Linked DNA regions of Mus musculus: regions 1 and 3 are each linked to region 2. The links are chromatin loops, found by intact Hi-C in ENCODE. Cell type or tissue: heart. All regions are shown on one strand. Links, peaks and the distances in the headings refer to the core of each region. The heading gives the core; the rest is flanking DNA.

Region 1 (10,145 bases), core at 2,594-5,093, 61 kb after region 2:
GGGAAACCCTCAGGAGCCAGTTTCCTTGGATTTGACTGACTCCCTATTTCAGTGACTACTGTTTCTCAATTACTATTTAGTTCATTTCTGCATTACTTAACCTGTTGGGTCTTTGTTTTGTTTTCTCACCTTAAAAACAAACAAACAAAAAGAGGTAACAATAGTGCTCTCACCAGAGAACTGACCTAAGGGAAAAACAAGATGGGCTTCTCCTCTGTCCGAGCCACCGTTGAAGACTTCTGGAATAAGAGCACATGCCACAAATGTCTCACACTCTGAAGCAGTGGTTCTCAGCCTTCCCAATGCTACGACCTTTTACCACAGTTCCTCATGGTGTGGCGGCCCCTAATCATAAAATTATTTTCCTTGCTACCTTATAACTGTAATTTTGCTACTGTAATACATCATAATGTATATATCTGATATTTCTGATGGTCTTAGGTGACCCAGGGGGTGTTGGCCCCGTGTTGAGAATCATAGCTCTAACTCTTCCTTCTAAGCCACCCAATCCTGGTCTTGCCCCACACCCACACTAAGGCCTTCTCCACCCAGGTCAAGTGGTTGTTTTACTTATTTGAGACACGGTAACGCATAGTTCAGGCTGGCCTCAGACTCACTATGCAGTTTGGGGGGATGACATTGAACTCTTGATCCTCCTGCTTCTACTTCCTTGGTGTTGGGATTACAGGAGTGTACCACAGATCCCTGAAAAGAGTGATTACAAATGAGATCAGACTACACCGGGGCCTAGCAAACACAGAAGTGGATGCTCACAGTCAGCTATTGGATGGATCACAGGGCCCCCAATGGAGGAGCTGGAGAAAGTACCCAAGGAGCTAAAGAGATCTGCAACCCTATAGATGGAACAACAATATGAATATAACCAGTACCCCGGAGCTCTTGACTCTAGCTGTATATGTATCAAAAGATGGCCTAGTCGGCCATCACTGGAAAGAGGACTTGCAAACTTTATATGCCCCAGTACAGGGGAACGCTAGGGCCAAAAAGTGGGAGTGGGTGGGTAGGGGAGTGGGGAGGAGGGTATGGGGGACTTTTGGGATAGCATTGGAAATGTAAATGAGGAAAATACCGAATTAAAAAAAACAAACAAATGAGATCAGGTTTGTTATAGCCTGTTTTTGAGTCAGTGACTTCCGTGTTACTAACAATGGTTCCCAGGTTTGTCTGATGTACTGGTTGGTTTTGTCTGTCAACTTGACACAAGTTGGAGTTATCACAGAGAAAGGAGCTTCAGGTGAGGAAATGCCTCCATGAGATCCTACTGTAAGGCATTTCCTCAATTAGTGATCAAGGGGGGAGGGCACGTTGTGGGTGGTGCCATCCCTAGGGTGGCAGTCTTAAGTTCTATAAGAGCAAGCTGAGCAAGCCAGGGGAAGCAAGCCAGTAAGGAATATCCTTCCATGGCCTCTGCATCAGCTCCTGCTTCCTGGCCTGCTTGAGTTCCAGTCCTGACTTCCTTTGGTGATTAACAGCAATGTGGAAGTGTAAACTGAATAAATCCTTTCCTCCCCAACTTGCTTCTTGGTCATGATGTTTGTGCAGGAATAGGAACCCTGACTAAGACATCTGATATGAACCCTCCCTTATTGTCACTTTTCCCTGGCCCTTTGCAATCCAATCCCATGGGTCGTCCTTATTTATTTTTGAGACTAGGTTTCATGTAGTAGCCCAGGCTGGCTTCAAACCTGCTCTGTAGCTGAAGATGACCTTAAACTTCTGATCCTCCTGCCTCTACTTCCCAAGTACTGGAGGTGTATTCCACTTGCTGAGTTTTAGGCCACGCTAGAAATTGAAACTAGTACTTTGTACATGCTGGGCAAGCACTGTACTGAGTTAAATGGAAGAAAAAAAAAAAAACAGGGCCCAGAGAGATGGCTCCGAAGATAAGGGTACTGCCAAGCCTGATGACCTGACTATACCCTCAGGACCCAAATGGTTGAAGGGAGGACAGACTCTTGCAACTTGTCCTGACACCCATGGACAAGCCAAAGCTCAGATGTGCACACATGTACACACACACACTGCAAAATAAATGGATGTAAGAAATAAAGAAGCAGCCGAGCAGTGGTGGCGCACGCCTTTAATCCCAGCACTTGGGAGGCAGAGGCAGGGGGATTTCTGAATTCGAGGCCAGCCTGATCTACAGAGTGGTCTACAGGACAGCCAGGGCTACACAGAGAAACCCTGTCTCGAAAAAACAAAAAAAAAAAAACAAAAAAAAAAGAAAGAATGAACATCTTTCAGAGGCTTTCTGTAATCTCTCAACATCAAGCAGCTTCTCTGTGCCCTGCTCTCTCCTGCTCTCTTTCCTCATCCTACGCACGTGTGTTGTATGCCACAACCTATAATTATTTGGTTGCTACTACTATTATGGTTGTCTTGTCTGTCTCCTGAATGGAATGTGACTCGTGTGTTGGGGTGGGAACTTGTCATTCGCTCACTGTAGTGGCATCACAAGACCTACATCAGTGCCTGAGACATTTCAGATGCCGCTGAGTGAATCAATGAATGAACTAAAGTCAGGTGAAAGCCAGGTGGGGCAGCACATGCCTGTTAGTCTGTAATCCAGTATTTGGAAGGTGGAAGCATAAGAATCAGGAGTTCATGCTGGGCAGTGGTGGCGCACGCCATCCTGGTCTACAGAGTGAGTTCCAGGACAGCCAGGGCTACACAGAGAAATCCTGTCTCAAAAAAAAAAAACAAAAAACAAAAAAAAACAAAAAACAAGAATCAGGAGTTCAAGACCAGCCTCAGCTTTGAAGCCAGACTGGAGTATGTGAGACTGTCTAAACAAAATAAACAAAAGAAGTCAGGTTACTAAGGGGTTACTCTGTGTCTGGCACCGTCTCACCAGTGTGCATCCTAGGAGGAACAAGCTATTGGCCACACTGTTCCTCTTTTGCTGCAGCAGTTACAATCCCAAAGATTATTGCAATCAGCATTTTGCATTTACATCAGGACAGTATGACTTGCGGTCGATTTTTATTTTTGAAGGTCCTAACAAGAATATAAATCAGGATGGCTCAGCAGGTAAAGGGTCCCTGGCGTCAAGTCCGACAACCTGAACTCGATCCTGGGGACCCACAGGATGGAGAGAACCGACTCTTCCAAAGTAGCCTTCAGAATTCCACAGGCACACACGCACATCCCAAATACATATTTTAACTATTTTTTTTCCTATATTTTACGGAGGCTCATGGAGGATGTGGATCTAAGCCAGTCCTTTGTCCTGCTTAGGTTGCAATGATTAAAGGGGACTGATGTCAATCATTCTGTCCTGTTTGGAAGCTGCCTCCTAGAAAGCTGCACGTGACAAATATTGCTTGTCTTGACTGTGTCCTCTAGGTCTCCCGGACCAACTGACGCCGGTTCCTCGCTGGAAGGGGCTTTCCTGACTGGAGTCCAGTCAAGCAACCGCCTTGCCTTCACATATCAAATCCTCTGAACTTTTCACTGTTTCCCTGACCACTCGAAAGGGGGCTCCGTGACCAGGCACCACCACATCAGCTACGCTCAGAATCCTCTCCCGGCTCCGCTGCTGAGCTACTGGGTCTTCGCTCAGGGCCTGCCAGGAGTCCTCGTCACCAAGTCGCTCGAACACATCGCCAGCCACCACCACGGTGCCCAGGCTGGTGCCCTCCACTACGACGCTCACGTCCCGCTGTCCTCCGTGGCCCGGCGTGGCCCACACCTGCAGTCCCGAGCCCAGTATCAAGGGCTGCGTTTCACACAGCCCATGGGGCAGATAGAGACCCTCGGGAAGGCAGAAGTCATGGGAGACTAACAAAGCTGCCTCGGGAAACAGCCCCAGGTTCCCAATATGATCCGAGTGTCCGTGGGTGCCCACCACCAGAGTCACATCTTCGGGGGCCACGCCCTGTGTAGCCAGGGCTTCCAGCAGCGCACCCCGCGCCCAGGGTCCCCCGGTGTCCACGAGGATGGGGCCACGCACCGCCTCCTCCAGGGCAGTCTTAGAGCCGCCGTCTGCGGATGGGGCCAAACCGCGGCTGGAGTCCGAGGCCCAGCCCCGAGGCAGGACGAGAGTCACAGTGCCATCAGCACGCACCGCGTCGCCCGCTCCCTGCGGCTCCGCGTAGCCGCGCAGCAGAACCACCACGGAGTAGGAGCCGCTGGACGCCAGCAAAGGGATCTCACCATGCAGGGGCTCGGTGCGCACTGGACCGTTCATGACAAGGGAGATTTACCCCGCCACGGACGTCTGCCCAGTCCCTCCAAAATCCTACCGCAAGCCCCGCCACTCTTTCCAAGGTGCAACTCGTTTGCTACCCACCAGATCTTAAAGTGGTATCGCCCTCCACTACCACCCCTGCTGAAGATGGTATCGCCCAACTGGCCTTTCCATGCGACCTCAAGACTTCCTAGATTCTTTTGGTCAGTCCCCCCTTAGGCTTATAGTCGGTAGGTTCTCACGCATCCACATCTGAAAGATATCTTTTACTTCTTTATTCTAGCTGTTGTCTACTTTGAAACTAAACTATCGCTGTCCTTAAGGGTTTTTGTTTTCTTTTGTTTTTTAACGCTGGGAAAACTCAAAAGGTGAGAAAACGCGAGATTTTTTGCCTTTTATGGGCTTCCGTACAAACTACCGCGCCTGAACCACGGCGTAATCCTAATCCTGTATAGTTCATATTATGTATTACACTTAACTTCTGAGTTCTTGTTTTGTTTTTTATTTTCCTGATACAGGGGCTCAAGGAGACCAAGATGGTCTTGAGCTCGCTACATAGCTGAGGAAGACTGAGCTCTTGATCCTCTTTTCCAAGTCCTAGTGGTACAGTTGTTTTCCCAACCCCAACCAGTATCCTTGGGGTGGATAATTATAAGAACACCATTAGCAACTAATAGATAGCAGGCCAATGGCCCCACTGTCTGGGTGCTCCCTCATCGATAATGTGTGCATGTTTGAAATGGGACTCAGCTGATATATATATAAAAGGTTTAATAGCAATATAGAAAATATGGCACCTGTGAAATAGGAAATATAGCCCACATGTCTACCCCATCTAACCCGAGTATTGCTTCACTCTCTTCCAGCATCCTGTTCTTATTCACAGATTGATGGTATACGGCCTCATGTTTGCAGTGTATATTGGTTCTTGAGGGTCTCTTTTTGGCTTCTTACTTTAAGACAGGGTTCAGCTCTGGTTGGTCCCGAACTGCCAAGTAGCTGGATGGTATTCTGATATTCCTGCCAACGCTTCTTTGAGTGCTGAGATTACAGCGGTATGCCACCACATCAGGGTTCAACTCCCATCACTGTCCATACTAGGCAGGCACTCTACCAATTGCGCTGCTCGCTCTTCTCTGGCCTCTTGAAAGGGTTTAAAATAGACCCTTTAAAAAGCAAAGTGACTTTCCCACAGCTCACACCACTATTGACCAATCGGTGCAGGTGAAGACCAGTAAAACGTAGAGAAAAGTTTCAAAACTGTCACCACATACTTGTTCAATTAAGTGGCTGCATGTGGTTCAACCCTGAAGGCAAAACTTGCTTCTGCTTCTTCCCCCCTACCCTTCTCCTTTCCTGTTGCCATTCTGGGTCCCCAGGATCATAGCCGAGATCATACCAAGAAGACATTAGAAGCCTAGGGGCGGGGAAGGACGGGAGAGCACAAGAGTTTAGAAAACTCTCCACGACCCATCCTTGGGGTTCAAAAGTAAGGGTCAAAGATCTTCTGGGTCATGCTTGGGATTGCCTGAAGTCTTGGTTATCTCTTCTTCTTCTTCCTCCTCTTCGTCATCTGCCTCCTCCTGCCCATCACTGATCTTCTCCTTTCCAGTCCAAGCTTCCCGTAGACAAGCTGGGTGGAATGAGAAGAAAACAACCTCAGGGTTAATGCCGGGAACAGCTGGGAAGCTAGGGGAGGAGTCTGTCCTTTACACTTACCAGTTTCAGAGGCTGGAAGCACATGCCGCTCACAGAGAAAATGCTGGAGGGGCTGCTCCTGATGGTGGAAGTACCAGTCCCCTACAACATCTTCAAACTCCTCCAGCATCGTCTCACACTGGGAAAGAAGAGCAGGAGGAGGGGCGTTGGAAGGCCTCTACCTTTCACTCCCTATCCCCCTACTCCATTGAGTGTCTTTTGAGGGGCAGGCAACCAAAAGGTTACACTTGGCTTTCAAGACGCGAGATTGTCTTTATTCAACATTTACCAGTATCGGTTACTATCTAATATCTAGTATATTGACTCCGAGAGGTGCCAGATGCCTATAATCCCAGTTAGAAGGTAGCGGCAAGAAAGGCCCTATCCTCAAGCTAGAATTACAGACCCAGCCTGGGCTACGTGGGATAATCCTGTCTCAAACCCTCAACACCTCTCAGAGCCTCACCTGGGACGTGGGAACCGGTATTCGCACCTGTGACATGAGAATGAAAAGAGGCAGTAGCTAGAAAGGGTATGGCCCAAAACCCAGGAGACAGTAGGCAGGCACATTAGTATGCATTGGTAGATATCATGAGCAGCACAATATTACTACTTTCATAACTGGTACAGTTCTTCACTCTCTGTCTTCTCCCTGCTCAGAGGTAGTCATCCCCGACACTGAGTCCTGGGATTTAGTGCTCCCACCTTCCTGGACCAACCAAGTGCTGTCTCATCCTACCTGCTTCTTGAGGAATGTGACCTCCACACTGGGCTCGTCCCACAGCTCCAAAGGGATTCCCAGATCCACTTTCACTCCCTTCTGGACCAGGCCTTTCAGTGTTGCCATAGTCTGACTTTGACCCTGAGGGACAGAAAAATTGGTATACGTCCAAGTCTACCACCTCATCTCTTCCTGTATCAGCTTTATCAACTACTGGAGACTCTGTGGTGTGTTCTATGAAAGAGTCTAGCCATAATAAGGGGACACTCCAGACTTAGGGGGAGACTGACAGATATTGAGGATCTTGGATAATGTAGGTCTCTGTTTCTGAGAAACAAGGTCGTGGACTGGGGGACCCAGTAGCTTAGTTGGTAAAATGCTTGAGGACCTTAGTTAAATCCCCAGATCCACATTTAAAAAACAAAACAGCAACAGGACAGGTGCTGGAGAGATGGCTCGGTAATTGAGAGCACTGGCTGATCTTCCAGAGGACCTGGGTTCAATTCCCAGCATCCACACGGCAGCTCACAGCTCCCTGTCACTCCAGAACCTAATACCCTCAACACAGATATACATGCAGGCAAAACATCAATACACATAAAATAAAAGCAAATAATTTAAAAAATTAAAAAAAACAAAAACCAGGCATGGTGGCTTGAATTTACAATTGCAATGCCGGGGAACAAGAATCAAAACAGATCCTGGGGTTCTCTGACTAGCCGGCCTAGGCCGCTTGGTAAGTCAGTAAGCCAGTGAGACCCTGTCTAAAAAAACCAAGGTGGGAGTAGCAAGATATCTCAGTGGGGAGAGGTGATTGCCACCAAGCCTAGTGACCTGAATTCAATCTCCAGGACCCACACTGAGGAAAAAGAGAACCAACTGCCACAAGCTATCCTCTGACTTCAGTAGTGCACTGTGACACACTCACACATGAAGTAATTACTGGGGGAGAAAAAAGAAAAAAAGGGAGCTGTTTATTGTGGTGCACACCTTTAATCCCAACACTTCGGAGGGGAGACAGAGGTTAGCAGGATCTCTGAGTTTAAGGCCAGTCTGGTCTACAGAGGGGCCTCCAGGATGGCCAGGGCTAAACAAAGAAACATTGTCTTGTGGCGCATATCTTTAATCCCAGCACTTGGGAAGCAGAGGCCAGCCTGGTCTACAGAGTGTGTTCCAGGACAACCTGGGTTACACAGAGAAAACCTGTCTCGAAAAACAAAACAAAACACATCAAACCAAACCAAAAAACAAGGTGGTTTCTGCGAAACAGCATTCAATGTTGTTCCCTGTCCTCTCTACATACACACATACACATAAAAGAATATATAAGACTTTTGGGGGAAAAAAAAAAGGAAACCCAAGCAAGACCCTTCCTGGAACCCATCTGACCTTGGCGTATCTTAGTGAGCCCTTGCGTTCAGCATGAACATTGTAATCCAGGATCCGCTCGCACAAATTCTCCAAAGCCTCTTCTAGCCGCGTCTCACTGTGGGAAGGAGAGAAATAAGACCCTTTGATGTTTCAGGAACCCTGCAGCTCCTCTGGAGGCTCCACTGGGAGGTGGATAAGTACAAAGACTCACGAGAGGCTGTAAGGCACGTGTCTCTTCCTCTTGCCAGTGTCTAGCACCTGACCCAGCTCCAGCACTTCTCGGGATCGGCCAGTTCGACTCAACGCTTCCTGGAGCTCCATGCTCAGCAGCTTACACACTGGGAGTAAAGAGATGCTCGAGGGGAATGAAGAAGACAAGCAACCCACCAGACAAGCAACCCACCTTCTGCTCATTGACCCAAGGCACATGAACATACACTGGAGTCAGAATGACTGGAAGAGAATACTGCCTCCTTCTCAGGAGCTGTGTGACACTTCCTGCGTCTTAGCTTCTTCACCTCTCATATGGGGATAAGACTGTGTCCCTTATCGAGGGGTGATGAAGATTTTTGTGCATCAATATATGCAAAACCCCGGAGTCCTGTCTAGCATATAGTGAGCACTGTGTCAGAACTTGGTGTCACTCTGATTTTATTTATTGAGCTACTTTCTTAGGGACACGGAGAGCATAAAACCCATTATGATTTGTCCATGAAACAAAGCCAGTGTAGTTCGGGACCGACAATGACGATACAGTAGCATGCTTCAGGGTTACAATCCAAAAACCTGTTTTCATGCTGGGCGGTGGTGGTGGTGGCGGCGGCGCACGCCTTCGATCCCAGCACTTGGAAGGCAGAGGCAGGCTGATCTCTGAGTTTGAGGACAGCACAGTCTGCAGAGTGAGTTCTAGAAGAGCCAGGGCTACACAGAGAGACCCTGTCTCCAAAAATCAAAGTAACACCTTGGTTCTAGGGCTGGTGAAACTACTCAGCAGCTAAAGGAACCTTCTACTGAGCCTGAAGGTCCACATGGTGGAAGGAGAGAGTCCTCCAAACTGTCCTCTGACTTCCATGACACATTTACCTACACACATACATAACCCCGTAATACACTATGACACATGTCTACCCACCAAATACACAACATAAATGTAATTTAAAAATGAAAGAGTCTCAATCATCAAGAAATCCAAAATGTGCCGGGCGGTGGTGGCGCACGCCTTTAATCCCAGCACTCGGGAAGCAGAAGCAGGTGGATTTCTGAGTTCCAGGCCAGCCTGGTCTACAGAGTGAGTTCCAGGACAGGCAGGGCTACACAGAGAAACCCTGTCTCAAAAAATAAAACAATAAAAATTAGCAAAAGTGCGTCCACTGTATTAAGACCCTGGGCACGGGTAGTCCCTTTTCCCCCAGGACTTACAACACTGCGGATGACAAGCAAGGGGGGAGTCCAAAGGAGACATTTAAACTGGGTCCAGTAGAATGGGGAGGAGTTTATCAAATACAAAACGGAGAGGAGGAAAACAGCCAAGAAAAAGACAGGGGCCACTTACTGACTGTGAGACGCTGGGTGTGTCTGAAGCAGTCACTTTGAGGAATAAAGTATGAAAGCTAAGAGTGTACATACGCCAGTCAGTGGTGGCGCACACCTTTAATCCCAGCACTCGGGAGGCAGAGGCAGGTGGATTTCTGAGTTTGAGGCCAGCCTGGTCTACAGAGTGAGTTCCAGAGTTCCAGGACAGCCAGGGCTACACAGAGAAAACCTGTCTCAAAAAAAAAAAAAAGTGTTTTTACAGCTCTCCCCTCACTCCAAAGTTGGCTTAGGGTCTGGGAAAACAGTTCTGTAAGTAAAGCACTTTTAAGCTTGAGGACCTGAGTTCAGATCCTAAGAACCTCTGCAATGTTAGGTGATGTGGCACACGCTATCCCAGCATTCTGAGGTCAGAACTAGAGACAGGGGGTTCATATAGTTAACTTCTGCCTTTAATCCCAGCAGAGGCAAGTGGATTTCGGAGTTAGAGACCAGTCTGGTCTACAGGCAAGTTCCAGGACAGCCAGAGCTATAAAGAGAAACCCTGTCTCCACCCCCACCCCGACTCAGAAGAGTGGGGACACAGATGCAAAAATAAGTGAGAGATTAGAATCA
Region 2 (10,145 bases), core at 3,632-6,131:
TTGCCAAGCGTGAGTGTAAAGTCCTGGTGGTGGAGCCCGTCAAGTAGCACCGTTTGCTAGCTCAACCCCGGACAGGACACGCCAGAAACCCTAAGCCCCAGAGGGTCCCTTGTTCCTAGGCTGTACCTCCCACTGTGGGCAGAGAGGCCTTGCAGGGCTGCCTGTCTGTGTCTGCTGGTGAGGGATGAGGGCAGAAGCTGTGAAATCACAGTGTGGCTGCAGCTCAGACAACAGTATTCCATAAGTTCGGGGGGGGGGGGGTGCGCGAGGGGAGGGCTGGCCCCACCCCAGCAGGGCAAGGGCTGCGGGAGCTCCCTTGTCCTGTCCTTCGTCCAGTTTACAGAGTATCCTCTCTCACTCGTGTTCAAGCCTCCCTGCCACTGCCGCTGCTGTTCCTTTGCACTCACCCGCAGGGCTGAGATTAGAGGGTGGTAGTGGTAAAGGGACCCAGGACAATGACTCTCCTGTCTCAGGGGTTGGATGGCCTCTTTCTGCCCCTCATGTTTACGTTGGCAGCCTGAAGCACTTTAAGTTCTGTTTTTGTTTTCTGTTTTTGTCTGTTCCTGTAACTTATTCTCTGACTACATCTTCCAGCTGAAGTAAAACTATTAAAAGCTGTTTGGGAGGGAGTATGAGTTTGTCTGTGTGTTGACCACGAGGGAGATGGTCTTCAGTTTGCAAACAGCTGCCTTCCTATGTATGTATGCTTCTCTGGTTCCTAGTTTTACTTACAGATGTGCACCATCGCACCTGTCTCCAGTTGTCAGTTTTATGATGCCTGGTGGTGATCCTGGCCCACTGACTGAGGTATAGCTGTCTCCCTAGAAAGTCGATGATAGGCACAAGGTGTAACCTCACCCCCACCCAGACAAACCATTCTGTGCACACATCCTGAGCCCTAGACAGGTTGGACTAGTGTTTATTAGGCAGAAGGGAAGAAAAGGGGTCCCCCTAGTCATAGTTCCCCTAGTCCCTTAGCGTAGAAGTCTCTTAAGCCTGGTGCCTCGCTCAGGTGGGGGGTCAGGAAGGAGGTAGTGAGCACAAGCCCAACTCCAGCAAGGACAGCAGAAGGTGGTATGCTTCCCCACCCCCACACCCCGGGGACAGGCCCCAGAGGCAGGCTTCTTCTCCAGCCCGTGCCTTTTATAGCTCAGACATCAATAGGTTCACGACCTCGGTTCTGCCTCTTCACTACAAACACCCTCTGTCCTGACACAGTCACCAGCAGCGTGTGTTCACCAAAGACCACTGCAGAGGGAAGGGAGCAGGAGTTAGTGGGTACAGTGGTCACCAAGGAGGGTCACAAAAAAAAAAAAAAAAAAAAGAATTGGCATAGGACAAAGCAACCCCTTGTCCTTATTGCTCTGTACTCATCCTAGAGGGACCTAGTATGAAAGCAGTAGTTGAACCAGGGACTACAGGAGGAAGTGGGAGTTGGTGGAATGGAGCCAGGAATTCCTTCCCTGAGCAGTGAGGCCGCTAAAAGAAACCCCCCCACCAAAGGCAGGAGCTCACCAGACAGGCGTTTGAAAGGGATGTTCGTGCCATGGTGCAACTGGAAGCCACAGGCTGTGCTGACCAACTCCGAGATGGCACTGGCTGCTTGCTCATCGTTCTCAAGGTCCCCAGATGACTGTGTGTGGATGAAGGAGGGTAGGAGCAAAAGACAGACATCAGAGTTAGGAACAAATTCAAGGCACAGGACCTCTGCCTCCTATACTTATGATCTCCCTTTATACTTGCCCGTAGTCCCAAATTACCCAGCTTCAGAAAAATACCACCTACAACCCCTTTATGATGGTGCTGTCTTTCCTTGTGCCATCTTGTTTCTCATTCTGAAATGCCAGGCTTCATTTGATAGCCATGTGAGGGGTCAAAACCTAGAGTATGATCACCAAGTGATCAGGTCCCCAGTCCCTCATGTGGGAGATTCTAGGCAGGGGCTCTACCACTGAGCCACACCCCAGCCCCTCACTGGGGGATTCTAGGCAGGGGCTCTACCACTGAGCCACACCCCCAGCGCCTCAGTGGGAGACTCCTGGGCAAGTGTTTTACTACTGAGCCACGCCCACAGCCCCTCACGAAGGATTTTAGGCAGATGTTATATCACTGAGCTAACTGCTCAGTCTTTGAAGGTTCTACCTGTTACTCAGTCTTCCCACTTGTCCTGTCTGTAGGCTATGAAGCAGAAACACCCACTTTGTCTTTAAAGTTTTCCCTCTGGCTAACCCTTGGGCAAATAACAAGACAGTAGTCCAGACGTCCTCTGGACAGTAGAACAGACTGTTTCAACATCCTCTTCCCACCGCTTCTAAATGGGTCCTTAACTAGATTTAGTTCCTTTTGCTCTCGGTATCTCCAGCTGTATACTGGGCCTATATTCTGCGCTTGTGAAAGTCTCATGAGAAAACAATGAAAACATAACAGTGCCTACATAATAAATGTACTACAACCGATAGCATTCCATCTCACTCGGTGTCTACAGTCAGGCCATCAAAATTCTCCTTAGCTACCTCCTTGGTCAGCTTCCTTTCTTGATGTCTTATTTGTTCAGGTACCATAGTATTTTTCTGGTTTCCCCTGTTCAGAGTCCTACTGGATAAGTACTTCAGAAAGGTAGAGTACATGTAGAAGTACTTTACCTAGTAATTATCTCTGGGCTGTGGGGGTGGCTCAGTGGATAAGAGTTTTTGCTGTACAAGCAAGAGGACTTGAGTTCAAATCCGTCAGGAATGACCACACTCACACCTGGAATCCCAGCACTGTGGGTGTACAGCCATGTGGACTGCTGAGGCTTGCTCAAGGCCGCCAGTCTAGGTACGGGTTCAGAGACCCTGCCTTAAGGAATAAGGCAGAGAGAGTGGTGAGAGTGGGTCTCTAATGCCCTACAATGGCTTCAGCACATGCATGGGCACACACCCGTGCAGGCACTAAAAACATAAGCTAAAATGTCTTCTGTCCTTGCTCCTCACTGCTACCAGTCCAGTTTCCTGCTTATATGGCTCTCCTGGGACACTTGTGCTACACCATTTCTGTGAGTCACAGTTGTTTTAAAACCCTTTAACCCTCAAGATTTGTCGAAAGATGTTGAAGCTAGCCGCAGGAAGTTCAGTATCAGTCTTACCACAGCATCCTTCCTCTTCAAATGGTTTCAACACAAAACCACGGCCAACTCGGGCACTGGCACACTCAGGCAAGCATGCCCGGCTCCCAACCCTGAGGGTTCTTTTCTCTTTCACAATTTTCTGCCCTTGCAGCGTAGCTCAATTCCTGCCTCTAGAGAAGTCTTGCCCCCACCCCACCCCACCTCACCCCCCAAAATTCTAGAGGCAGGCAAAAATGGATCAGAGCATAAAAGTGCTTGCCTCAATGCCTGATGACCTGAGTTCAATCCTCAAGACCCACATGGCAGGAGAATTCACTCCAAAGTGTCCTCGAACTTTCACCCCCTGTGGCACCCATACGTGCGTCCCTACAAGAATTTAACAAATAAAAACAAACTACAACTAACTAACTAATTGTATAACTTGGGTAATGGTTTGTTTGTTGTTTTTTGAGGCTGAGTTACATGTAGTCCAGGTTGTGATTGAATTTGATATGTAGCCAAAGATAAGCCTGAACATCTAACCCACTGTTTCCACCTTCCAAGTGCTGGGACTACACTCTGTTTGGTTTTATGCAGTATTGGGATTGAAGAGAAGGCTCTGTGCATGCTAGGCAACTCATTCTCCGTACTAAGCTACCTCCCCAACCTTTTGGTAATTAGCTTTTATACCACATATCCAAATACTACATAAAGCTTACTATATGGCAAGCAAGGAACCACAGAGAAGACAAAAAGAGACAACTTGGAAATATTTGAAGGGATTTCTGGGCTGTGTGTCCCCAAAGGACCCCCCCACACACACACACACACACACCCTCCACCCCACGCTTTGCTTTCCCACAACGCACCGCCAGCACTGCACCTTCGCTCAGCACCAGGTAGCCAAGCTGGTCTGGGATTCGCTCCAGCCCTTGGGTCAGTGCGGAAGTCTAGAGGGTAAAGAGACAAGGAGAATCATGACAGCCTTGCAAACCCATCTCCCTCCTGGATATGAGCCTTCCAAGGCCCTCATAATGGCTTGTAACACTGAGTCTCCATCCACGGTCACTATTGGACCTCTGAGCTCTTCCACTTGTCATGTAGGTGACCCAGGAGGCCTTCCTAGCCCCTCAACCCCTCCTCATGTCCCTTCCCACTCCAGTCCCCTTATGCCCCGCCCCTTGTGCCATCTAGACTACTCCCCCGCTGCAGAACACCCGGTAGCGGAGCCTTCCTTCTCCAGCCCTCCCTGTCGCTTCCCTCCCATCTCTGTTCCCTTTCGGTCCCAGGGTGGACTGGAGGTGACAGTGAAATGCAAGCCATAAGGTGGCAACAGAAGCTCGGAAAACAGGGACGCGGAACCGCAGGCGTGCACACCCGCGCATGCGTCCACACTCACCATCGCAGCCGTAGGTGCAGTGTAAGCAGTCTGCCGGATAGGTAGTTTCCGGCTCCAGGCTCGGGTCAGGTGGTTTCACCAGCTGACTGTAGCCCAGCCCTTCGCTTGAGGATTGGATGGCGGGTATGTCATTATACTTTATCAACCACTGCGGAGCCCCGCTTTCCGAACACATTCGTGGATTGGTTGCATTTCCCCGCCCCTCAGGATTTGCCTGCGAGAGTTGTCCGGAGAGTCGCGGGGCAGTGTCGCCACACGAACGTGCACTGCTTCTATCCTTTGCAATAGGAATATGCATCTGCCGGTGGCTTCCAAGAAGAAAGTAGAACAGTCCGGTGATGTAAGAGGAGTCTTAGGTGTCACTGTTCAACCTGAAAAGAGAAACTAATGTACCAATGTGAAAGACGATGGTTTGGTTTACACGTGAAAAGCTGTTCACGTGTTAACTTTCTGCCTTGAGTATATGTGTTAAGAGTGGATCGGCCCAAATATGGCTATGAATGAGTAAATCAAATTTGCTGTGTACACACAGTAGTGTAAGATCAATACAAGATGATAATGTCCTGACACCAAATGCAGCTTGAGAATCTCCAAAACAAGAGAAAGCAGGCCAGGGAGATGGCTTCAGAGACCACTCAGCCTTCAGAGGCTCAGACCCAACCAAAAGGACGGGTTGTGAAAGGGCAGGTTCATAAGGCTATATATTATGTGGTCCCATCTATGTAAGACGCTTAGCTGTGACTATTGCCGAATGCTTGTAATCCTAGTTTAAAGCCTGAGAGGCCGAGGATTGGGCTGAATAGGGAGTTCAGTGCCAGACTGAGGCCTGAGCTACCTACCAAGATCCTGATTAAAACACATACACTTCTTGCAAATACAGAAAAACTGAAAGCAATTACTAGTTGGTAGTGGGGCAAGAAAAAATAGGAAGTGCTTATTAATGAGGGTATGGCAGGGCATGTGATTTAAGCTTTTTGGAATTCATATTGAAGTCTGCATATCTTTGTGAATGTGCCGAAGTTACTAAGTTGTACACTAAATTAGTGAATTATATCCCCCACCCCATTTATTTTCAGTGCCAAGAAGCAAAGTCAGGGCCTTATGCATACTGGGTGTGGGTCTGTACCCACAGCACTAAACAAAGAAAGTCGTCCACCCCAAATCATCTTGTAGAAGCAGCAGCTAATTAGAGAAAATGAGGCAAGGCTGTAGCTATCGTTTCAAAACTTGCCTAGCATGCATAGGCCCCAGATTCAATCATCATGACCAAAAAATTGAAGTAGGGCTGGCAAAGTGGCTCAGCGGGCAAAGGTGCTTGGCACCATTGCTCTGAAGTGGGTATACAAATATCAACAGCTGCTTTGTACAATCCAGAGAATGGTCTACAGTAGCCACAATTTTTATTTTGAACGAGTGACTTTATAAAGTGAGTGAGAGAGAGAGAGAGAGAGAGAGAGAGAGAAGCACATCAATTTCCATCAAATCAGGTACTCAAGTATCCAAGTATCCAGCCAAAACTACCTGAGGAAGTCCCTTTAAGACAACTACGAACAGACAGAGTTCTGGGCAGAGCAGAGAGTTTCTTCAGGGAAGGCTTCTAAGTAAAAGAACAGAAATCATGAAATTGGGAGCTTACAGACATCCATCCAAAACCAACCTGGAGAGGCTGAGGTTGCTAGCTGGAGTTCTGGATTACGTTTTCACACCATGACTGAGCATTCAGCTTCTCTATAACATTGCAGGAACTTTTTTACCATGCGTGAGCCCTGGGGATCTCTGTTGGAAATGGTTTACCTGGCAGCTGTTGTCAAGGGCAATTTGCTTGTTGGCTTAATTGGTTGGTTGGTTGGTTGGTTGGTTGGTTGGTTGGTTGGTTGATTGGTCATTCTTGAGACAGAATATCACTAATGTAGACTAAGCTAGCCTAGAACCCAAAGAGCTCCTCTGGCCTCTGCCTCTGAAGTTCTATGATTGAAGGTGTGCTCCACCATTCACTGACAGGTACAAGATTTTTGCTTTTGATGTTCTGTTTGAAAAGACTGGAATTTGCACAGGACACACCAGGACCAAGTTCCCAACACAAAGGAGAGATTTATTTGCTCCAGAGGGACAAAGAGTGTGGATAGAAGACAAGGGAGAGGGGAAAGAAATATTTGCTCCAGACAAAGTGACTACCTCTGGATAAAGTGGAGACAGGCATGGTCCTTAGGCAAATGGCAGTTTATAAAAGTAAAATAAGAAACCTGTGATAGAATGAGTTGCTTTGTTTTGATTAGACATGATAATTAAGGTGACCAAAGGGAGGCTTTTGATTGCTGGACTTTAATATTTTAATACCAGGCTGGCCTTGAACTCAGAGATCCACACGACTCTGCCTCCATAGTGCTGGGATTAAAGGCCTGTGCCACCATGCCCTGCTTTATTTTTATTTTTATTTTTATTTTGTGTAGCTTTGAGTATCTGTGTGAGTATATGCCATCTGCGTGCAGGTGCCCATGATGGCCAGAAGAGGTCATTGTTTCCATGGGAACAAGAGTTACAGGGAGTTTTAAGCTACTCATCTAACTGGGGTGCTCTGCAAGAGCAGCAAACACTCACAGCACCAAGCCATCTCTTCAGCCTCCATGCCTGCAGGCAAGCTTGGACATTGGTAATTTGGGAAAAAAATGGATATATTAACTTGACCGTATGTGCATGCACATTTTGTTTGTATTCATGTGCTCCACCTGTATGCAAGGCTTAAAGAGGTTGGACGAAGGGATTAGATTCTCTGGAATTGGAGTTACAGATGGTTGTGAGCCATCACAATATTGCTGGGAATCAAACCTACTAAAGCCTTCTCTCTAGCCCCAGTAGTTTACTTATGTTGAACCTAAGCATTTAGCTTGGTGAGAGGTAGTTAGAGTAATAGATACTAGCAGTTCCCCAGGCTGGGGGAGGGATGCTGTTTGTCCCTCTTTTTTTGTTTTGTTTTGTTTTTTCAAACAGGGTTTCTCTGTATAGCTTTGGCTGTCCTGGAACTCACTTTGTAGACCAGGCTGGCCTCGAACCAGAGATCCGCCTGCCTCTGCCTCCCAAGTGCTGGGATTAAAGGCGTGCGCCACCACCGCCCGGCTGTTTGTCTCTCTTGACCTAAGATGTTCTCTATTCCTTTTGTTGTTGTTGTTGTTGTTGTTGTTGTTGTTGTTGTTCTTTTTTTGAGACAGGGTATCTCTGTGTAGCCCTGACTGTCCTGGAACTCACTTTGTAGACCAGGCTGACCTCGAACTCAGAATGGTTTTTTTTTTTTTTAAACACTCCAGATTTTATACCACTCCTGGTCTACCCTGTGACTGTTCCCCATCCCATACCTCCTCCTCACCCCCTGTCTCCACAAGGATGTCCCCACCTCCCCAACCACCACCTCACCAAACCACTCCACTCCCTGGGGCCTCCAGTCTCTTGAGGGTTAGGTGAATCTTCTCTGACAACCCAGACCTGGCCGTCCTCTGCTGTATATGTGTTAGGGGCCTCACATCAGCAAGCCTAGTATGCTGGTTTTTCAAGGCAGCATTTCTCTCTGTAGCCCTGGCTGTCTTGGAACTCACTCTGTGGACCAGGCAGAAACTTTCAGAGATACTCCTGCCTCTGCCTCCCTAGTGCTGGGATTGCAGGTATGTGGCTCCACCATCCAGCTAAAAGCTGTCTTTTAAAAAAAAAATTAAAAAGAGGGGTTTGGGAGATAGTTCAGTAGGTAAGGGTGTAAACACGAGGGTTTGAGTTTGAGTTCCCAGCAACACATTTAAAGATCTGATATGAACTTTGTGCCTGTAACTCCAGAGCTGTGGACACAAAGAAAAAGATGTTTGAAACTTTCTGGCTGCCAGCCTAGCTCTAGAGTCCAGAGACCCTTTCTCAAAGAACAAAGGTGACAGTGATAGAACAGGATGCCCTAAGATCTTATATTCAGAAAGGGATTGTGTACATATATGCAAAACATGGTCTCCTAATATAAAACTAGATTGTCCATGTGGTGCATAGAGAGAAGTATAAAATATGGAACCAAGTGTCATAGTGGGTGAGCCAGGGGTAGCTTCAGCTTTCTGTCATTCGGAGTCCATTTTTTCGGTGGCCACACCCAGGCTCTCCATCCATGCAGCCTCAGATCCCTCAGGAACACTCAGGTGGAACAGATGAAGGACAGAAATAATTCCACTTCATTGCGGACAATAAGCTTCCTTGGGTGGATGTTGTCTGGCACATTCAAGGTGGAGGTCATTTCCCATGCATCCACAAAGGCCACTCGGAGACCAACAAAGGCAGCTCGGAGCAAGCGATTCACCTGCAGTGTGAGCCAGTCACTGCCATACACGGATTTGTAGCCAGTATTGGCCAGTTTGATGATGACCAGAGTACTGGGTTCGTGGTCCAACAGGGCCTTCACAGCTGCCCGAATCCCTACCAGTCTTCGGGCAAAGATGGAGGGAGGGAAAGTGGTAAAGTGGGCCCCGATGCCCAGCACCACCACTGTGTAGGGTCCCCCAGCCAGGCCGTGTAGTTCTCTGGCCACAGAGTGCAGGGAGGCCACTGGGGTGCGGAGAGAACGCAGGGGCCAGCTGTGGGCCCTCCAGTGCAACACTGTCCCCCGAGTTGTCTCCACAGCCATCAGAGGACCTACCTGATAAGTGACATGTAGATCAACTGGCTTCAGGGCTGTTGGGAGGAGGAGAAGGAAGGTTTTAACTTAGGGAACCAAGCAAGATGGCTCAGGCAGGAAGGGCTCTTGCTACCATCATTTATAACTTGAATCAGATCTCCTGAGATCCATAAGGTAGAAGGAGAGAATTTGCTCATGCACATTGTCCTCTGAACTTCTCATACACTATAGTTTGTGACTGTGCGTGCATGCACACACACACTCAGTGAATTAACATGGGGTTGTTGTCTTCTCTTATACATAAACATTTATTTATTTATTTATTTATTTATTTATTTATTTTCTGGCAACAAATCTTACTATATTGCCTTGGCTGGCCTGAGCTTCACTATGTAGGTAAGGCTGGCCTTGAAGCCACAGATCTGCTTGCCTCTGTTTCCAAGTGTTGGGATTGAAGGTATGTAATTCTACACCCAGTATGCACATAGACACACACACACATGTACACACATGTATACAAACACACACATATATGAATGTGTATCACACATAACTATTTGAGAGAGTCCTATGTAGCTCATGCTAGATTTTAACCTTCTTTGTAGCTGAGAATGGCTGGCCTTGAATTCCTAATCTTTCAGCCACTTTGTTGTGGTGGTTTGAATATGCTTGGCTCAGGAAGTAGCACTGTTTAGAGGTGTGGCTATGTCAGAGTGGGTGTGGCCTAGTTGAGTAGGTGGACCTAAGTGTGTCACTGTGGGTATGGACTTCAAGATCTTAGTCCTAGCTGCCTGGAAGCCAGTCTTCTCCTATCAGATGAAGATGTAGAACCCTCAGCTTTACCTGCACTATGCCTGCCTGGATGCTGCCATGTCCCACCTTGATCATTAGGAACTAAACCTCTGAACCTATAAGCCAGCTCCAATTAAATGTTGTCCATATAAGAGTTGCCTTGGTCATGGTGTCTGTTCACAGCAATAAAACCCTACCTGAGACATATCTCCAGAGTGCTGGAACCATGGGAA
Region 3 (10,145 bases), core at 4,391-6,890, 360 kb before region 2:
AGCAATAAGATTGGCTACTAACATGATAGTAACATATTATATAACACTAGTACTGTAATAACAAAGTCCAAGTTATCCTAATATAAATAAAATATGCTGATGGATTTATATGGATGTGAAGTTTGTATTAAGAGCAACAAAAGGCATATATTAATCCAATCTCATAAAAACATTATTGGTTAGTAGGAAAAAATAAATAAAAGAGTAAAGCTTTGGCATTCAGAATGGATGCTCAGCACCTCCTAAGCTCCCTCCCCTCCTCCAGCTCACCCCAACAACAAGGTCCATCAGTCTCTCCTGGAACGAGTTTTAATATGCAACAAGTGTCTCAGTTTTACTGTATCCCATTTTAATTAATTAATCCTAATCCTCTGAATGCTGGAAGCAGAAAAGACTGGGCCTATGCAAATAGCTATGAATCCCAGCAAAACCCAACTTAGTTAGGTTTAGCCCATTAAGATGCACGTGTTTGAATGCTTGGCCATAGGGAGTGGCACTATTAGGACGGCTGGCCTTATTGGAGGAGGTAAGGCTTTATTGGGGGCGGGCTTTGAGGTCTCCTATGCGCAAACTCTGCCCAGTTGGAAGTAGTCCCTTTCTGCTACCTATGGATTAAGATGTAGTACTTTCAGCTCCTTTAGCACCAAGTCCGCCTGCATGCTTCCATGCTTTCCACCATGATGATAATGGACCTGTGAAACTGTAAGCCAGCCCTAAGTGTTAGGCAGGCACAAAAGCACTTGGTTGGTGCTCAACTCCCAGCATTAATGAAGAAATGAAAGGTCACAGACCAGTGTGAACCCTGAAAAGGCTTTGAATGCTCCCCCAGTAGCCACTTGAATCCCACCAGGGACTGGTTATTCCAAACAACAGACCTCCTGTAGCTTCAGCACAGAATAAATATTATCAAAACAATGGAACAACAGAGTTTCTTTTAGATGACAGTATACCAGGACTTTCCTTCTGGCAGCAGGGCATCTGGGTGCTCCCCTGAGAGACTGCACCCCCACACCTCAAAAATCCTCTTAGATGAGGAGAGGACCCAGTGCCCTAGAATAAGATCAGTAAGATCAGCTATCATTACACGACACTAGCATGCAGTTTGTAATTCAAATACTGTGATAAAATATCCAAGGGTTCCAATGCTACAAAAGTCATCTATCGATGGATGTACATGGATCAAAGGATGGTATTGTTAAGAGCAACACAGACATATCAGTATAACAGATAAAAATAGAATTACTAGTTAATTAGAAATTAATTACTATGTAGTAGAAAACACACACACACACAACGAGCAGCACTGGACCTCTTGGCAGCCTTATAGGGCCTTGGCACTTCCATCACACTCTTCCACAGTTCACCCCACATTTCAGGTCTACTCAGTATTGCTAAATACTCCAAGAGACCCGAGACGGGACGATTATAAGCATTTCGGTTCAGGCACTTCAGAAACCTACTACCTGGAAAAGACATGGAGGTGGGGATGAGGACATCTCACAGTTCCTATGGGGGAAGTAGACAAAGGTATTCTCATAAATTGTCCTAGCCTAGAGTGGGGGGGGGGGGGTAGGACAGAAGACACAGTCTTTTTAAAACAAGGACTCAGGGGTTTCTTCTCTACTTTACTCTCTTCACACACAAACATCCTCAGGACTAGAGAGACAGCTCAGCAGTTAAGAGCAATTGCTGCTCTTCCAGGGGACCCGGGGCTTGGTTCCCAGCATCCACATGGGGAAACTCACAGCCTGCTGTAACTTCACTTCAGGGGAATCAATCACACGCCATTTTCTGGCACTGCCCTCATTTGGTGCACTCAGACACACACAGACACACACAGACACACACAAACACACTTAAAAATCAATTTTTCTCGTACCTGGAGGAAAACAAAACTTTTTTTTTTTGAAAAAAATATTGGTTTGAGATTACCATAAGGAAAATATATCATTTGGAATAAATGGGAGGCTTTCAAAAGTGCAGCTGCTCTGCAGAGTACCTGTAGTAAGCCCAGGACCATACAAAATGGGTGAAAGGGGAAATTTTCGTGTTGGGAGTGTGGGCGAGGATGTGGAAGAACAGGTAGTAGACTGCAGTGGAGCTGGCTTAGGTTCTGGGTTTGCGACCCTGTTTCCCATTCATTTGTGAAGTTCGGGCTAGGTGGGCCACGGAGAGAACGAAGGGACTGGGGATTCTAGAAAACATAGTTCCTTTAGTGAATGACCGTCACATTCAGAGACTCTCCCCTGATGATCCACCAAGTCCTCGCCACGCATGATCCGGAGCAAACAGGCAGCCAGAGCAGAGCTGCTCAGAAAAGGCGCCAGAACCCTCAGGTAGAAGGACAGGACGCCCAGGCTCCAGCAACCCCGCAGCCCAGGGGATCCAGATCAGCTGCCCAGGAGGCCTCACCGCAGACCCTGCTCTGCCACAGCGCTTCCCGCACTGTCACCTCCGGGCGCCACACGTACACTCACCATGTCCACTTCTGGGAGCCGCTGGCGTCTTCTCACCATCGCCCAGCACTTACAGCGTCACCGCGCCACCGAAGCTGAGCAACAGCTTCCCTAGCAGCATACAGTGATTCCAATATGGAGGGTCCCAGACAAAGGCTGGTTGACAGCCAAAGCCCGCCCCTACCCTCCGTTTGTGTGTCTGATTGGGCACGTCTTGAGGCTAGGGCCTCTGATTGGACAGAGCTTCAGGTTCTCTGTCCTCTGAAAGACAGTAGTTGGCTCCAGCTCACAGCTGAAGGAGCTCAGGTTAACAGGTTCTTAGCTGCAGCTGTTGGGGACTCTGGCTCCTGTCACGTCTCCAAGTTTGGACTTCTATAGGAGGCCTGACCCTCGGTCTTCTCCAGCTATGGGGTAGCCACGAGTCCTGTCGCGTATATGCACAAAGACTTCAGCCTCTGTTAAAACCTTATGCCTTCAGGTCCATACGCGTTGCTTTTAGCCTGCTAAAGTCCTCTCTGGACCACAGCTCACATTTGCTTTTAATTCTATACATAAAGTCATATGTGATTATGAGTTAAGTATGTGTACATGTGTTTAGTCGAATAAACAAATGGGAAGATGTCCGTTTTCAAAATCATCTCAAAATTTCTGAAATCTGCTCTCATTAGCTTTGCCTTCAAAATGGAAAGAGACTTGTAAAAGTTTTCTTATATTCAGATTAAAAATTGCAGGCAAAGTCAACCTTGGTGGCGCGTGCCTGTATGTACTCCTTAGCACTTGAAAGACAGAGTCAGGGAAATCGCAATCTCAAGTTCAGCTTGGCTACAGGATGAGTTTTATGGCACCTTGGGACGCATATCTAAACCCTGACTTGAAATAAATGAATACACGTGATGTTGATTGCAATGACCCATTGCACCTAAAATATCTTTATAATCTGACCAGTGAAAACTTGATGACTTTTATGTGCTATTGGGACAAGATCTTCAAACGTATTTAGATTCTAGCTTGCCTCCACTCAGAACAGCTACAAAATCCTTTTGAGAGCTATGACTTTCCTGGTCTCAGGAAGTAGAAGGGACTGCTCTATACATATTTTTGTAAGCTCAGCAACATCTAATAAGAGGAGATGGAGATCAGTGTCTATTCGGCACCTTTTGTTAGTCAAGTGACTTGTAAGCAGTATCAAGTCCTCGTAACCTGCTTTTCTCTGTAGTCCAGGGAATGATCTGGGGTTTTGAATAAATGTGTTTACTGAGTATATAGCAAGGAAAAAAAGTAAAAGGATAAATTGCATGTCGTTGATTGACAGAACCAGCAGAGTTTACAATACTCAGTAAGGACAGCTGGAGGAACCTGACTAAGAGAGCTAACAGGCTGGAGAAATGGCTTAAGAACGTTTAAAGTTCTGTCCTGAGGACCAGAGTTCAAATCCAGCACTCATATCAGGTGACTCAAAACCATCTGTAACTTCAGTTCCAAGGGATCGTATGCTCTCTTCTGGCCTTCGGGGCACCTTCATGTACATGTCTGCATACACTTACACAAACACATATATGTACACACACACACACACACACACACACACACACACACAGAGGCACCAAAGTGACAAAATGAGAAATTGGTAGTGTTTACAGTCATGCAGCAGGAGTTGATCAGGGGCCATCAAGGCAGTCACCTGGGGTTCCTGATTATAATCTTTTCCACCATGAATCTTTTCCTGGCTTCTCCTTCCTAATGCAGGGATTTTTACCACAGTATGAACAATAGTAATGTTTGTTGAAAGTGGTTTATCTTTTAGCGGTTGCTATTGATGCACTGTGCTCAATAGTCTAGCATGCTTGTGTTTTGTTTTGCTTTGTTTTGTCTTTTTTGCTCTCCTTGTTACAGAGCTGGCAAGTCAGCCTGACTCAGGACAGGGAGTTTGGGGAGGAGAACAGGGAGGAGGGCCTTCTTGCTGCCCGAGTCTGCTTTTAAAACACTTGAAATAGCACATGACCGTTTGCTTATGTAATTTGTATTACAGTCACATAAGGTTGGATAACACGCCCTTCATTGTTCGGTAAACCAGCAGTGATTTTCTCTAAAGAAAATACCAGGCAAGACAATACTGATGTCATGACAATACTCAAGGCTCACCAATAGTTGCCTCTAGACCTATAAGCAGACTCAAGGCAAAGCAGGCCCCTAGAGGGGAGGTAGAAAGTATAGTCCTCGAGGAAGTATGCTACACTACAAAGGAGCTTTGTGAGTTTGCTAAGTCATTCAAACAGAAGTCTGTTTTATTTCTGTGAAGAGATACCAAGTCCAGGCTCTTTCTCCTCCTTTCCACGTGTGGATCAGGATGTAGCTCTCAGCTACCACTTCAGCACCAGGTACTTCACCATGCTCCCCACAACTGTGATAACAATAATAACAGACTAACCTCTGAAACTGTCAGCAGCCCCTCCTATCCCCCCTCCCAGTTAAATGCTTTCTTTTATAAGAATTGTCTTGGTCATGGTGTGCACCTTTGTTGTTCAAAATCAAGTGACCGGCCCCGAAATTATAAACATAGAGGAAATGGTAAAAATAACTCATCAGGTTAATATAGAAAAGACCATGAATTTGAGATGGAGAGAGGGAGGGGATATGAAAGGGTTTGGAGGAAGAAGACATGGTAAGAGTTGGAGAGAGGAAAGGAAAGAAAGAAATGATGTAAATATATTTAAAAGAATTTAAAAGAAAAACCCCATATACACCAGTATCACTCAAAGGAAAAAAAAAACTTAATTATTTTCATCACAAAAGGTCACACACTTAAGACAGTATATAATTTTTGCCTTGAATCCTTTTCTAGTACATTTTGGAAAGTCCAGACCGTCACAGCTGTACCAGAAAAAAGGCTCTAGGTAAGCCTGAAATAGAACCCAGATCCTCATTCTTTTGAGCAAACCATGTGACCTAGCTTATTCGCTATAAATTATGGAGGCAGACACTGTACATAGCAAGCTTTGTGTGTGTGTAAAATCACGCCACACGTTTATGTGATTTTAGGTATAGGAATATAAGGAATATGCTGAGTTTCACAAGAAACCCTCTGTCTTAAAATTAGCTGCAGCCAAGAACCTGTCATTCTGAGCTCCTACAGCTGTGCGTTGGCGCCATCTACTGTCACTCAAGGGGCTGGACCCGGAGCCCTGTCCAATCGGAGGCACTGAGTTGAGAAGTGTCCAATCAGACACACAGAGGGAGGGCGGGGGGCGGGCTTTGGCTGTCACCGGTCCTTTGTCTGGGAGCCGCCATCTTGGGCTCGGTGTTCCTGCCCAGGAGCCTCCTGCGCAGCTTTGTTGGCGTAGTGACGCTGTGGGTGCTGGACGATGGTGGGAGGACACCAGCGTCTCGCAGAAGTGGACTTGGTGAGTGTGCGGGTGGTGTCCGGAGGTGATGGCGCGGGAGCTGGGCGCGCTGTTGCGGAACGGGGTCTGCAGTCAGGCCTCGCGGGCGCTCGCGCTGGATCCCCGGGGCTGTGGGACTGCTCGAGCCCGGGCGTCCTGTCCCTCCGGATGCGGTGACTTCAGCGGGCTCTGGGCTACTCTGAGAAGGCTGCTTGGTTCCCGCAGGTTGTGTTGTGTTGGGTTCTTTTCCATTCCGTCTGTGAGGCTTTTTCTACGAGAGTGAGTGTGGCCCACCGGATACTTAGTTTCTCCTTCCTTCTTATGAGCCTGCTGGTTTCCTCTAATTTTTATAGAGGGTTGGGCATCCAGTCTCAAATCCAGAATCCTGAATGCCAGCCCCGCCCCTCCATATTCTTTATAAGCGTTCCCTGCCCCTATATTTACCTTTTTGCCTATTTTCTCAAATACCAACTTCCAGTTTCCATTATGTTAACTGTTATTCATTGTACATTTCAAATATGCAGTATTGTATAATGTAGTTTTTTTTTTCAATTTCTAGAGTACTAGAGAAAAGTACACTCTCAAGAACTTTAAATTTTTTTTTTTCTGTTTGTGAACACATCACGAAAACAGAAAGGAAAACAAATCATTTGACTCCTGAACATTGTGGGAAAAGTCATTGAGTTTTACATGAATGCTCTGTTAATGTGTTTCAGCATGCATATTACCATATAGCAACAAAATGGAATACTTGTTAACTATTTGCATACCAAAGTATCTGAGCATAACAGTTTAGTTTTGTTTTAATGCTGGTCATGTTTACAAATGTCCTCAAAAGTTCGATTGTATTTTAAGTTGTTTATGGGCTCATCCTTGGGGCATCTTTATGCACAGTAGGCCATGTCTGGAATTCAGTTCAATCAAGAACCAACTCATTGCCAAGTTGAGCAAATGATATTATTTAGAAAACATAGGTAAAGACCAAAACACCACAACTTAGTAAGTAGTAGATTATTTTACTTATATGTAAATATGTTTATTTGTGTGATTGTTTGCCATTAGCATGCAGTACCTTGGAGGCCAGAAGAGGGCACTGGACCCACTGCAGCTGCTGTAACAAGTTGTGAGGCATCTGGGAACTGAACTTGGGTCCTCTGGAAGGCTGGCTTTATTAAGAATCAAGTATTCTTAAATACTGAGCCAGTTCTCGAGCCCTAAGATTTTTATATTACCTAAGACTGACTTACAGAGAAGTCAACAAAAGATGATGGTTTAAAAAGTCACGGGTTTGGCCCTGCCCTCACATTGCATACACCTGAAGAACATTAAAGAGTATTCATTTCTAAGTGGGCCAGTATAGCGATTCATATTTCATTGACTCATTGCAACTTGAATTTTGGAGATTTTAAGTCTTTCTGGGGGTTAGGAATGGGAGTTCAGGGTTCTAGAAACATTTTCAATGTGCTACAAGTATTAGTTATATTGCAGGATCAATGTCAAGTGTTTGAGAACAGCTTTGCTTAGTGAAAGGGAAAGAACAAATTCAGGATACTTAGCTGTATCTTTCTCCACATTCCAACAAGACAAAATGCTTTGTAGAATCATGTCTTCGGGTCACTTTCACAGTAAGGTGTTCCATGCACCGTGATTTGTATTTATCTACAGAAATCATAAGTGACCTATAAGTACTAAAAGTGAAGAAAATAATAATTGGTGTGCCTGTGGGAGCATTAGCCATGTTTGCAGATTTCTCCTGAGATGAGAAGTCAGAAACAGACTGTTGCTCCTTGATTTCTTGGGTTCTGCTATTAGAACAAGTGTCCTTTATGGAGGACTGAGAAGGACCAGATCAATGACCGGAGGAGACTTGTTGTTTAGTGGTGACCATTGGTTTTGGTTGTCAGGTTGCATTTGGTTCAAGTCCTGGATCCAAGTTTTTTTTTTTTAATTTTTTTTTTTTATTTTTCATTTTTAAGGACTGGAGAGCTGGCTTAGCCATTAAAGGTTACACACCTTTACCACAATACAAACAGCGGTATTTTTTATTGATTCTCTAACAGTTTCATACATGGATACAGAGTGTCTTAATCAAGTTACCCCTGCTCCCCTTAGGCACCCCCAATAGGCCCTTCTCCTACTCTTATTGTCCCCTTTATTCATATCACCCAGAGTCTAATTAGTTAGGCCAGCTGCCTAATACCTGTTGGGAGTCCCTTGACTTGGAACAGGTACAGAAACCTCATCTACAAGCAGAGGCTGAGTGAGAGTGAGCTTTGAATGTCAGCAACTTGCCAGGAGTTCTCTGTCCATAACCAGGACAGTCCCATTGAAAGGAGCTCTGTTTCCTAAACCTTCGATTCTGGCTGCTTGACGCATTGCTTGTGAGGCTGTCAATGGGAAAGTGCAGGTCTGGCGCCCGCCCGCACTGCAGAGGTCCTGGAGAGCATTCACCCGTCTTTCAGATCCCTGCTGTCTGAATGGAGGACCACAGTAGGCCACGGGAGGAGGAGAATCAAGATGCTGCAGTTGACAGTCAGGTGACCCTCTGAAGCTCATCTGCCTCTTCAACCATCAGGTAAGTGCACATACCAAAAAGAGCCCACCTGATCCTAGCCTAAATTACTGACCAGCCCAATCATATTGTATTTAAAAAATTTTGAAGGGGCTTGTTACCTAGTGTAGATAATTATCACCCCCTACGATAGACAGGATTCCAAACTTTAATGACTCTTTGTTAATATTGGCAAAGCAGTAGGTACTTTATAGGTAGTGGTTTCCTCTAACTGAAAGATGAGTCACATGGAAAAAATGTAGACATGTATACGTAGGATTGGTGTTCAACTCACAGTACCTGTTAGGCTGGCTTTATTAATTTACGGGTTGGTGACTCTGCTGTTACTTAGGGCCCCAAAGGCAGCCCCTCCTGTACAATGGAAGGCACTGGGTTGAGGAATCAGGCAGATGAACAGTAGGGGGCAAGTTTTCCCAGTCTCGCTAGGGCCTTTTACTCTGAAGCTCGCCATCTTGGGATGCGTCCCTAGGCTCAGTCTCCTCTACTCTGGAGGTCTAGGTGGCTGTGCTGTAGACTCTGTTACCCTGTGACGTGCTGGTGCGGGGAGTTCCATAGGGAGGACGCTCCATGTCCTGGAAGCCAGAAATGGTGAGTGTGTGGGTCAGTGTTTTGAACCAGGGTCTATAATTGGTGGGGATCATTTGTGGCTCTGGAGTCTACAGGTCAGAAGCCTGTACTGAGTCACTGGGCCCCAGGTCCCCTCTCTCTGTGGGGTGGGTGATGGGCTGGTAATTGGGACCCAGGTGGCCTGTCTCATTCCTGCAAGAGGACTTCAACTCCTGTTGGAACTCTTTGTGCCGTTAGTTCCCTACTGACCGTAGGGCAGCAGGTTGGGCCATCAATGGGCACAGGGTACATTCTGTTCTGTTCCAAATGATTAAAAAAAAAAAGTTTTTAAAGTATCATGACTTTAACATTTAGTACAAATGATACAACTTTAAAAAATTGTTTTACGATTTCATACGTATGCATAGTATACTTTGATTAATACCCTATTGTCCTTTTGTCATTGTCCCTTCTCACCGAATATTCCTTCCCAACAAGACCTTCTCTTTCTTGTTTGTTTGTTTTTGAATTATTTTTAATTTATATTTTATATATTTTTAATGGCCCACTGCATTTCAGTAGGGTTGCTAGCGTGAGTGTGGCTGGGGGATTATTGACTGCAAGGATACTTTAATCAGAGGCAATACTAAGGAATATTAAACACTTACATTCTGCTCATACTTCGTAAGGAATGGTGGAGCCTTATGAGACCCTCCCCTACCCATGATGGATTGCACTGGGTCCCCTCTTGTGTAGGTGGCCACTGTCAGCCTCTTTTTCCCAAGGCTACATGGCCTACTTGTTGGTGTACTTTTGGCCTTTGGCCTCCTTCCACTCTGTGTTGCTTGAGCTGAGGCCACTGGCCATCTTGGCTTCTCACTGCCCTGTCTATCTCTCTCACTGCCCTGTCTGTCTGTTTCACTGCCCTGTCTGTCTATCTCACTGCCCTGCCTATCTCTCTCACCTCTCTGTCTGTCTCACTGCCCTGCCTGTGTATCTCACTGCCCTGTCTGTGTATCTCACTGCCCTGTCTGTCTACCTCACTGCCCTGTCTGTCTATCTCACTGCCCTGTCTGTCTATCTCACTGCATTTTCAACTTCAAGTCTCCTCTTTTCCCAGGATTCTTCTCCTCTGTTCAGAATAAAGTCTGTCTTTTGTTGCCATGATCTTCTCGCTCTTCGGTCACCTCT

What was found. Peaks named below come from ENCODE experiments on the same cell type or tissue, not always from the same donor. Only the 100,000 strongest peaks of a DNase experiment are listed, where the experiment ranks them.
Region 1: it touches region 2 in a loop (2.4-fold over the local background); 23 of 42 quality-filtered maps call a loop at or near these places.
Region 3: it touches region 2 in a loop (2.4-fold over the local background); 2 of 42 quality-filtered maps call a loop at or near these places.

The regions. Positions count from the first base shown.
Region 1 is chr5:138,188,463-138,198,607 of GRCm38, reverse strand. It overlaps Cnpy4 (canopy FGF signaling regulator 4), which reads right to left. Exons shown (of 6, transcript NM_178612.4): 2 at 8,212-8,338; 3 at 8,019-8,115; 4 at 6,648-6,770; 5 at 5,930-6,047; 6 at 4,714-5,843. The coding sequence ends at 5,707. It overlaps Mblac1 (metallo-beta-lactamase domain containing 1), which reads right to left and starts at 4,294. Exons shown (of 1, transcript NM_177878.3): 1 at 2,987-4,294. The coding sequence starts at 4,210. The coding sequence ends at 3,428. In heart, for the core only: a CTCF peak has its summit at 3,999; a DNase peak (open chromatin) is centred at 4,157; H3K4me3 peaks cover 1,774 bases; H3K27ac peaks cover 1,686 bases.
Region 2 is chr5:138,250,143-138,260,287 of GRCm38, reverse strand. Lamtor4 (late endosomal/lysosomal adaptor, MAPK and MTOR activator 4) reads right to left here and starts at 4,806. Exons shown (of 4, transcript NM_001081108.2): 1 at 4,485-4,806; 2 at 3,955-4,035; 3 at 1,516-1,633; 4 at 893-1,248. The coding sequence starts at 4,487. The coding sequence ends at 1,151. It overlaps Nxpe5 (neurexophilin and PC-esterase domain family, member 5), which reads right to left. Exons shown (of 6, transcript NM_001013773.3): 6 at 8,413-9,176. The coding sequence ends at 8,644. Map11 (microtubule associated protein 11) reads left to right here. Exons shown (of 11, transcript NM_153161.3): 11 at 1-630. The coding sequence ends at 47. In heart, for the core only: no CTCF peak of the experiment used is centred there; a DNase peak (open chromatin) is centred at 4,617; H3K4me3 peaks cover 1,717 bases; H3K27ac peaks cover 1,702 bases.
Region 3 is chr5:138,615,321-138,625,465 of GRCm38, reverse strand. Zfp68 (zinc finger protein 68) reads left to right here and starts at 5,723. Exons shown (of 6, transcript NM_013844.2): 1 at 5,723-5,857; 2 at 8,299-8,411; 3 at 8,901-8,996. The coding sequence starts at 8,976. A430033K04Rik (RIKEN cDNA A430033K04 gene) reads right to left here and starts at 2,607. Exons shown (of 4, transcript NM_183025.2): 1 at 2,478-2,607. The coding sequence starts at 2,516. In heart, for the core only: a CTCF peak has its summit at 5,601 (motif pointing left); a DNase peak (open chromatin) is centred at 5,675; H3K4me3 peaks cover 1,729 bases; H3K27ac peaks cover 1,475 bases.